Regions from separate parts of the Mus musculus genome. Here region 1 is linked to region 2. Evidence: chromatin contacts called from ENCODE POLR2A ChIA-PET data. All regions are on one chromosome and are shown on one strand. The core of a region is the stretch at or near the end of the contact, and the rest is flanking DNA. Distances in the headings are between cores, read along the strand shown.

Region 1 (3,198 bases), core at 78-2,577, 110 kb after region 2:
TTAGCAGGTCCTTCAGCAGCTGGAACGTCCCTGGGTTTGTAAACTGGAGACCCAGCCTGCCTTGGCTTCTCCCTAGGGGCAGCTTATCTTCCTGGTAGGTTTTTTGTGTGTACTTGTCTTGGTTTGTTTGGACTTCGTGTCTTTCTTGAGACTCTTTGGAAATGCTTTTTGGGTGTGAGTTTTGAGTCAGTTGGGATGTGTTTGTAACCGGGTGGTGAGACCGGAGACTTTACTGTGACCTGACATTATCCGGGGACTTGGCAGGTATGGGGGGGGGGGTGGCGTTGGAGAGAGGTAGGAATGACAGGTGGTGCTGAATGGGACGGAACACCTCCCACACTCCCACACTAGCTCTGTTGTCCTCCCTGCCTCTATCTCTCCGGTCCATGGCTCAGCAGCTCTCTCCGTTCATTGTCTCCTTGTATCCCTGGGTCATGCGTTCCTGTGCTTTGGGCAGTGTCTTTATTTTTCAGGGCGCCTATCTATCTTCCTCCCCCACCCCCACCTCGTCTTGGCTCCATTTTGCCCTTCTCCTTGCCAGAAGCCAGACTCTGCGGCTTCCACCAGGGACCGAGCTGACTGACTGGGACTGAGGGAGGCTTGCCTGAGAAAGACTGCAGAGTTAGCCTGGATGAAGCAGGGATCCCAGGGGGATCCGGAGCTTGGGGGTTTGAATCTCAGGGATCCTGAGAAGACAGGAGGGAGCTGCCAAGCTGGGGAGAGGTTCTGGAAGAAGGGAACAGAAAAAAGTTGAGACTAAAAGAGTGTGACCGGCTCTCAGACTTGGGGCGCGCGGGGATGGGGGGAGTGATTTAGGTTGGGATCCGGAGGAGGGGTGTGTGCCAAATGGTGACAAATGGGGTGGAGTGTGAACCTAGAGGGTCTGGCTAGACAGGTGAGCCCGGCTCCCTTCCCCCAGCCGGGCTGCAGCTCTCGCTCCGGTGCTGGGCCTGTGGGAACCCGTTCCTTCCTGCGTGCCCTGGGGCCGCTTCTCCGTGCTTCTCTCCCTCTCTCCAGGAACCGAGCCCAGAAAAAGGGGAGGAGGGACGGCGCCAACTCTCCCCACCCCCGAGCCACCGCGCGGGGTCCCTAGGGGGCTTAGCGGGCCCCTGATGGTGCTGCTGTACCCCAGCATCGGGGTGGCGGGGGATGGGCGTGCGGATCACCTAGTGGAGGCTACGCGCTGGGGAGCACTTGCAGGGCGGGTACCGCACTAGGAGAGGAGCGAGGGGCGGCGCCGGGCGTGGGAGCGCGGGCGCCGGGGCGGGAGTACCGGCGGGGGACGGGCGCGGGGAGGCGGCGCCTGGGCGCGATCCGGCCCCGCGCTGGCTCCTCTCCCCGGAACAGGCCCCCGACAGCTGCTCGCGGGAGCCGCCTCCCGACACCCGAGCCCCGCCGGCGCCTGCGCTCCCCTCCCGCGCCCCGCCGCCGAGGAGGCCCCAAGCCGGGGCCTGACGCCCGGGTCCGCCCCGGAGAGCCATGAGAGGTAGGGACTGAGGCGGGGACGAGCAAGAGGCAAGGGGAGCGGGTTGGGGAACCCCAGTTATGTTTGCTGCCCCGGGATTTTGACTCTCCATCCAAAGCAGAGGGTCCTGACTTTCCGAGAAACTATTCCGAAAAGAGAGCGAGGACCTCTCTTTTCTTGGGTGAGGGGAGAACCTAACTCCAAGAGGACAGGTGCGCGCATATGTAGCCCACTGAGTCATCCTATCGGTGCCTACCCCTCAACCTCCGGTGCCATGCTTACGGACATGCTCGGTTAAGCTGCCCAGGCCAGAGGGAGCCAGCCTGACGCCCAACCTACCAGACCAGCCACGCTCCGTGGTTGCCGGGTTGTGCCAAGAGACGAGGTCACCGCCCAATGAGCAACGCTCCCAGGCTCCCTTTCTGGCCAGGCAATTCTTTTCAGCACCCCCTCTCCCAGCCACCGCCCGGCTGGCCTACAACTGAGTGGCTGAGAAGGATGGAGGTGTGTCCAGACTCGTGTGGCACTCACTGTAGGGACAGGTCACACACAGTAGAATGCTTGAGAACAGGGAGAGATGGTCCTTGTTTTTCTTGCTGTTCTTCCCACCTGAGTCCCACCTGTTCCTGCCTGCTCTTGGCTTCCCTCTGGCTCAGTCACTCTGGATGTTTGGGGGTGGGTGGCTCCGTTCTCTGAGGATCCTGTACCTCAGGGCCTGCGTGTGGCTCACTTTGTCTTCTGATTATAGGAGCTTGTGTCTGCCGTTTAGTATTCGCTAAATGGTGAGATCTGACTTTATAGATTACCTCGGGGTTTGTGGCACACACCTGTAATTAGCCTCTGGTGATAAAGAACTGAAGGTCAGCCTTCCTTGGCATCGTAGTTGAACTTGAGACCTTGTCTCAAACAAAACAAAACAAACAAACAAAAACCCCAACCAACTATCTTGCTGTTAGGAGTACAGGTCTTTAGTTCCAGCACTCGAGTGGCAGAGGCAGGAGAATCTCTCTGAGTTCCAGGCTAGCCAGGGCTACACAGTGAGACAACAAAACCCAAGCAACTAACCAGTCCTTCTCCCCGCCCCAAAGCAACACAAAGAAATCAAACGCACACACAGAAGATGTCAAGATCTGTGTGGAGTGGTGCTGGCTTCGGCAACACATATACTAAAATTGGAAAGATACAGAGAAGACTAATGCGGCCCCTATACAAGCATGACACGGAAATTCATGAACGGTCCTTAATTTTTAAATGATGGAAGATGGAATTTAATGGAGGAGTTGTCTTTAAAGCTACTTGAGGTCCAGGTAATACTTAATAAAATTAGACAGGCGTGGTGGTGCACGCCTTTAATCCCAGCACTTGGGAGGCAGAGGCAGGCGGATTTCTGAGTTCAAGGCCAGTGTGGTCTACAAAGTGAGTTCCAGGACAGCCAGGGCTATACAGAGAAACCCTATCTCGAAAAAAACAACAACAAATAAATAAATAAATAAAAATTAAAAAGACCCCAGGGAAGAATGCAGGGTCCAGGAACAACAACAAAATCCTGGAGACTGTAGAGTCTCTCATGTAGACTATTTATCTCTCTTTTTGCAGAAAACGGGGGTGGGGGTGGGGCTCAAGGTGCTGAAGTGAGTTGAAACAGCCTTTCCAGGATATGAACGTCTTGGTGCAAAACTGAACTCCATTCTTTGAATCTAAACAGGATAGCGGCATACAAGAAAAAACAAAAA
Region 2 (3,393 bases), core at 515-3,014:
GAGTCTGTGGACAGGAGTTTCATTGAAGTAAAGATGGTCCCAGCAGGAGAGCAGGCCCCTAACAGTAAGATTACAGGAGCTGCAATCTGCAGTTTCTTTTCCATTTCCTTCCCGGGCTCTCTCAGGCAGCTTTTGCAGTTCTTTGTTCATCATGGAGAAAGGAGAGATTTCTGTGTTCCTACTTCCTCTTTGGCCAATGCAAGTGAATTTTACACACTCACCCTTGCTCTTGGCTGACACACGGTTTAGCTGGAACAAATCTAGCCAGAGGCCTCCATTGATAGGAGTAGAACACGGAGGTATGTCTTAGGCAGTTAATCAATGACCCCTGAAGTCGATTGTTTAGCTTCCACCAGCTTCTGGCAATTTTCCTATGACGCAAAAGCAGGGCAAATGTGCCTGGAGCAGCTGGACAAGCTGCAGCAGTAACAGGTCTACCTGCCCTGTAATGCAGCTCGGTCTGGCTCAGCCCAGCTTTGTCCAGCTGCACCAACGCAGGCTTCCTAGACTAGATTTCAGGAAGCAGAGAATAGGGCTTCTCTTTGGCTTCGGTTTCCTTCTTGCCAGATTGTAATTCTATGAAGGCTGACTTGTTCATCTTGTAGGACGCTGTTTCCAATTTTCCAAGGTCTAGAACTTTTTTCATTTTTCTTTCTTTCTTTTTTTTTTTTTTTTTTTTTTTTTTTTGGTTTTTTGAGACAGGGTTTTTCTGTGTATCTGTGTAGCCCTGGCTGTCCTGGAACTCACTTTGTAGTCCAGGCTGGCCTCGAACTCAGAAATCCGCCTGCCTCTGCCTCCCAAGTGTTAGGATTAAAGGCACTGCCTGTTTTTTGTTTGTTTGTTTGTTTGTTTGTTTTAGATAATGTCTCTGGCTGTTGAGATGGCTCTTGTGGCAAAGATGCCTGCCATCAAGCCTAAAGAGCCTAAAATACCTTAAGCTCTATGCCCAGGATCCACACAGCAGGAGGAGAAGGCCAACTCCCACAAGCTGTCCTCTGATTTCCATTCACAGACTGTGGCATGAATGCCTACACACACACACACACACACACACACACACACACACACACACAGAGACAGAGAGACAGAGAGTGAGACAGAGAGACCTCTGTCTCTAGAGAGAGAGGCAGACTCATGAAACTCACCATGGCCTTGAACTCTCTAAGTAGCTGAGAAGGACCTTGAACTGCTGGGATTAGTCGCAATTTACTGGGTACTAGACACTGAACACAGGGCCTCTGTGTGCTAGGCAAGCACTCTACCTTGATCATATGGGAGTCGGCCTGCAGCTCCAGTCATTACTTCAGTGTTAGCAACTGGAGGGTATGACTGAACCGAGGACTTCCTGTATGCTAGACGAGCACTCTACCAACTGAACCACTGCCCACCCCACCCTTTTTACACAAGATCAAATCGGGGGAAAGGTAGAGTGGGTAAAGGTGTCTCTTTGTCATGCCTTTTGTGGTACCCTGTATTTACCGATGACTGATCTATACAGTTGAAGGCCTTAGATTACAGGCCCTCCGTTGGACTTGCACTTCTGAAGCCCCATGATTCAGAAGCGGGTTTTTTTATAGGTCCCCGAAAGTCTGCTGTGCCTCCCTCCCCCTCGAGAGCAGTACCACAGGGCCTTTTCTTTAAAGGTTGGGAGGGAATGTCCCCTCCCAGAGAAGCCTCTCAGCTAGAATGCTCAAGTTGAGGGCTGGCCAGATGCCATTAGGGATCGCGTGTTAGGACTGGCTTGATCTGCTGCCAAGGGTGAGCCCTGCGGTGGTATTCTGGGAAGAGGAGATGCCATGTGACTCAGAACCAAGTTAGGGAAAAAACAACCTCACTCAGTCCCTGGCACTCTGCCTCCCCAGTATGGCTTTGACATGACCTCATGAAAGAGGAAGCTGGACCGGGCAGACTAGAGCTTTGCTTTCCCTTCAGGTTTTGTCTCCACTGTCTCATAGATTCCCTAGAGTGTCTGGGCCTTAAGCTGCCGTCATTCTGGCTCCTAAGTAGTTCTGGCCCACTGCAGACATTCCCCCCGCATCAGACAATCAAGGAGTTAGAAATCCCACTCAGCACCGAAGGGAATGTGAGATGACACGTGTTTCTTCTCACCACTGAGCTCCTTCCCTGAATGGCTCTCATTTGGAGTTGCTCCTGTCTGCTGGAGATCGAGGATAGATCAAGTGCTACTGCCCCCCAGAATGTAGGAGTGGTTGTATAGCTACATTCCCCAGTTCAGAAAGCAGGGACTCCCACATTCCTGGGCAGCTGAGCCACCTTTGGAGCTGCTGCATCTCAGCTGAGACCAACCTATCTAATGCATTTGGTATTCAGAACCAAGGACTTTCAGGAAATGAGGGCGGTGCTGGGTCACAAAGAACCTTCCAAAAGCCAGGTGCCCCTGGTGCTAAAGTCTGGCACTTGGGACTTTCACCGGCACGGCCTGGGTTCAGTTCTTGAACTGATGAGGTGAGGTGAGGATGAAGATGTGGCTTAGTGGCTGGAGGGCTTGCTGAGTATGCTTGAGGCCTGAGGTCTGATCCCTCACAGCGGAAAAATAGACACTGTGGTGCAAACCTATAATCTCAGCCCTCTGGATGTGGAAGAGGATAAGGAGCATTAAGGCATTGAGGTTTGCTCTTTTGTTTGTACTGTCATGCTAAACGCTGGCCCCAAGGCCTGGTTGACCCTCAGGAACGTGAGGATCTCCAAGTAGACCCAAGTGATGCTGTGACCTTGCCCCCCAAGTTATCCCTGATGGGTGAATAAAGATGCCTACAGCTATAACCGTGCAAAGTCAAAGTAGGCAGGGCCTGGGGTTCCCCGGGCTGACCAAGCCAGTTCAGTCAGTCAACATGGTCTTGAGGGAGTGAGTGAGGATTAAAGACCAAAAAGGCAACACTAGAACATGACTCCAGCCAGGGCTGAAGGTGAAGTGGGTTTATTCTTTTCCAGACTGCTTTTATATCATTCTAGGTACATACAAAGCATATGGTCAGTCCTAAGGCATAAACAAAGGAGCCAGGGAACAAACAAGGCAGAAGAATGCATTAGATCCTCTGGAGTTACGGATGGTTATGAGCTATCATGTGGGTGCCCGGCCCTCCGGTAGGGCAACAAGAGCTCTTAATTGCTGAGTCATCTTTCTAGCCCTGATTTATTATTTTTAAATGTTTTTTTTCTGTGTATGAATGTTTTGCCTATAGACATGTAAGTGTACCTTGCACACACACACACACACACACACACATACACACACACACACACACACACACACAAACACACACACACACAAATATAACCTCCTGGTGCCCATGGAGGCTAGAAGAGGCTGTTGGATCCTCTGGAACTTGAGTTACAGATGGCTGTGGACCACCATATGGGTTCTGGGAATTG

The links. ChIA-PET counts read pairs that join two places held with the same protein, here RNA polymerase II (POLR2A).
Region 1: POLR2A ChIA-PET joins it to region 2 with 20 read pairs in Patski. The contact joins the promoter of Ddr1 here to the enhancer-like site in region 2. POLR2A ChIA-PET finds 5 or more read pairs at or near these places in 2 of 5 experiments (Patski and embryonic stem cell).

Annotation. Positions count from the first base shown.
Region 1 is chr17:35,698,719-35,701,916 of GRCm38, reverse strand. Ddr1 (discoidin domain receptor family, member 1) reads left to right here and starts at 1,327. Exons shown (of 18, transcript NM_001198833.1): 1 at 1,327-1,486. LOC115488883 (a small nuclear RNA gene) reads left to right here and starts at 2,608; the gene lies at 2,608-2,714.
Region 2 is chr17:35,811,812-35,815,204 of GRCm38, reverse strand. No RefSeq gene overlaps it. Among named protein-coding and RNA genes, the nearest start is that of Ier3, 8.2 kb to the left of the region's middle. Within about 2 kb of position 1,764, at least 2 of the 3 ENCODE cell types and tissues checked have a DNase peak (open chromatin) inside an H3K27ac peak, as active enhancers do.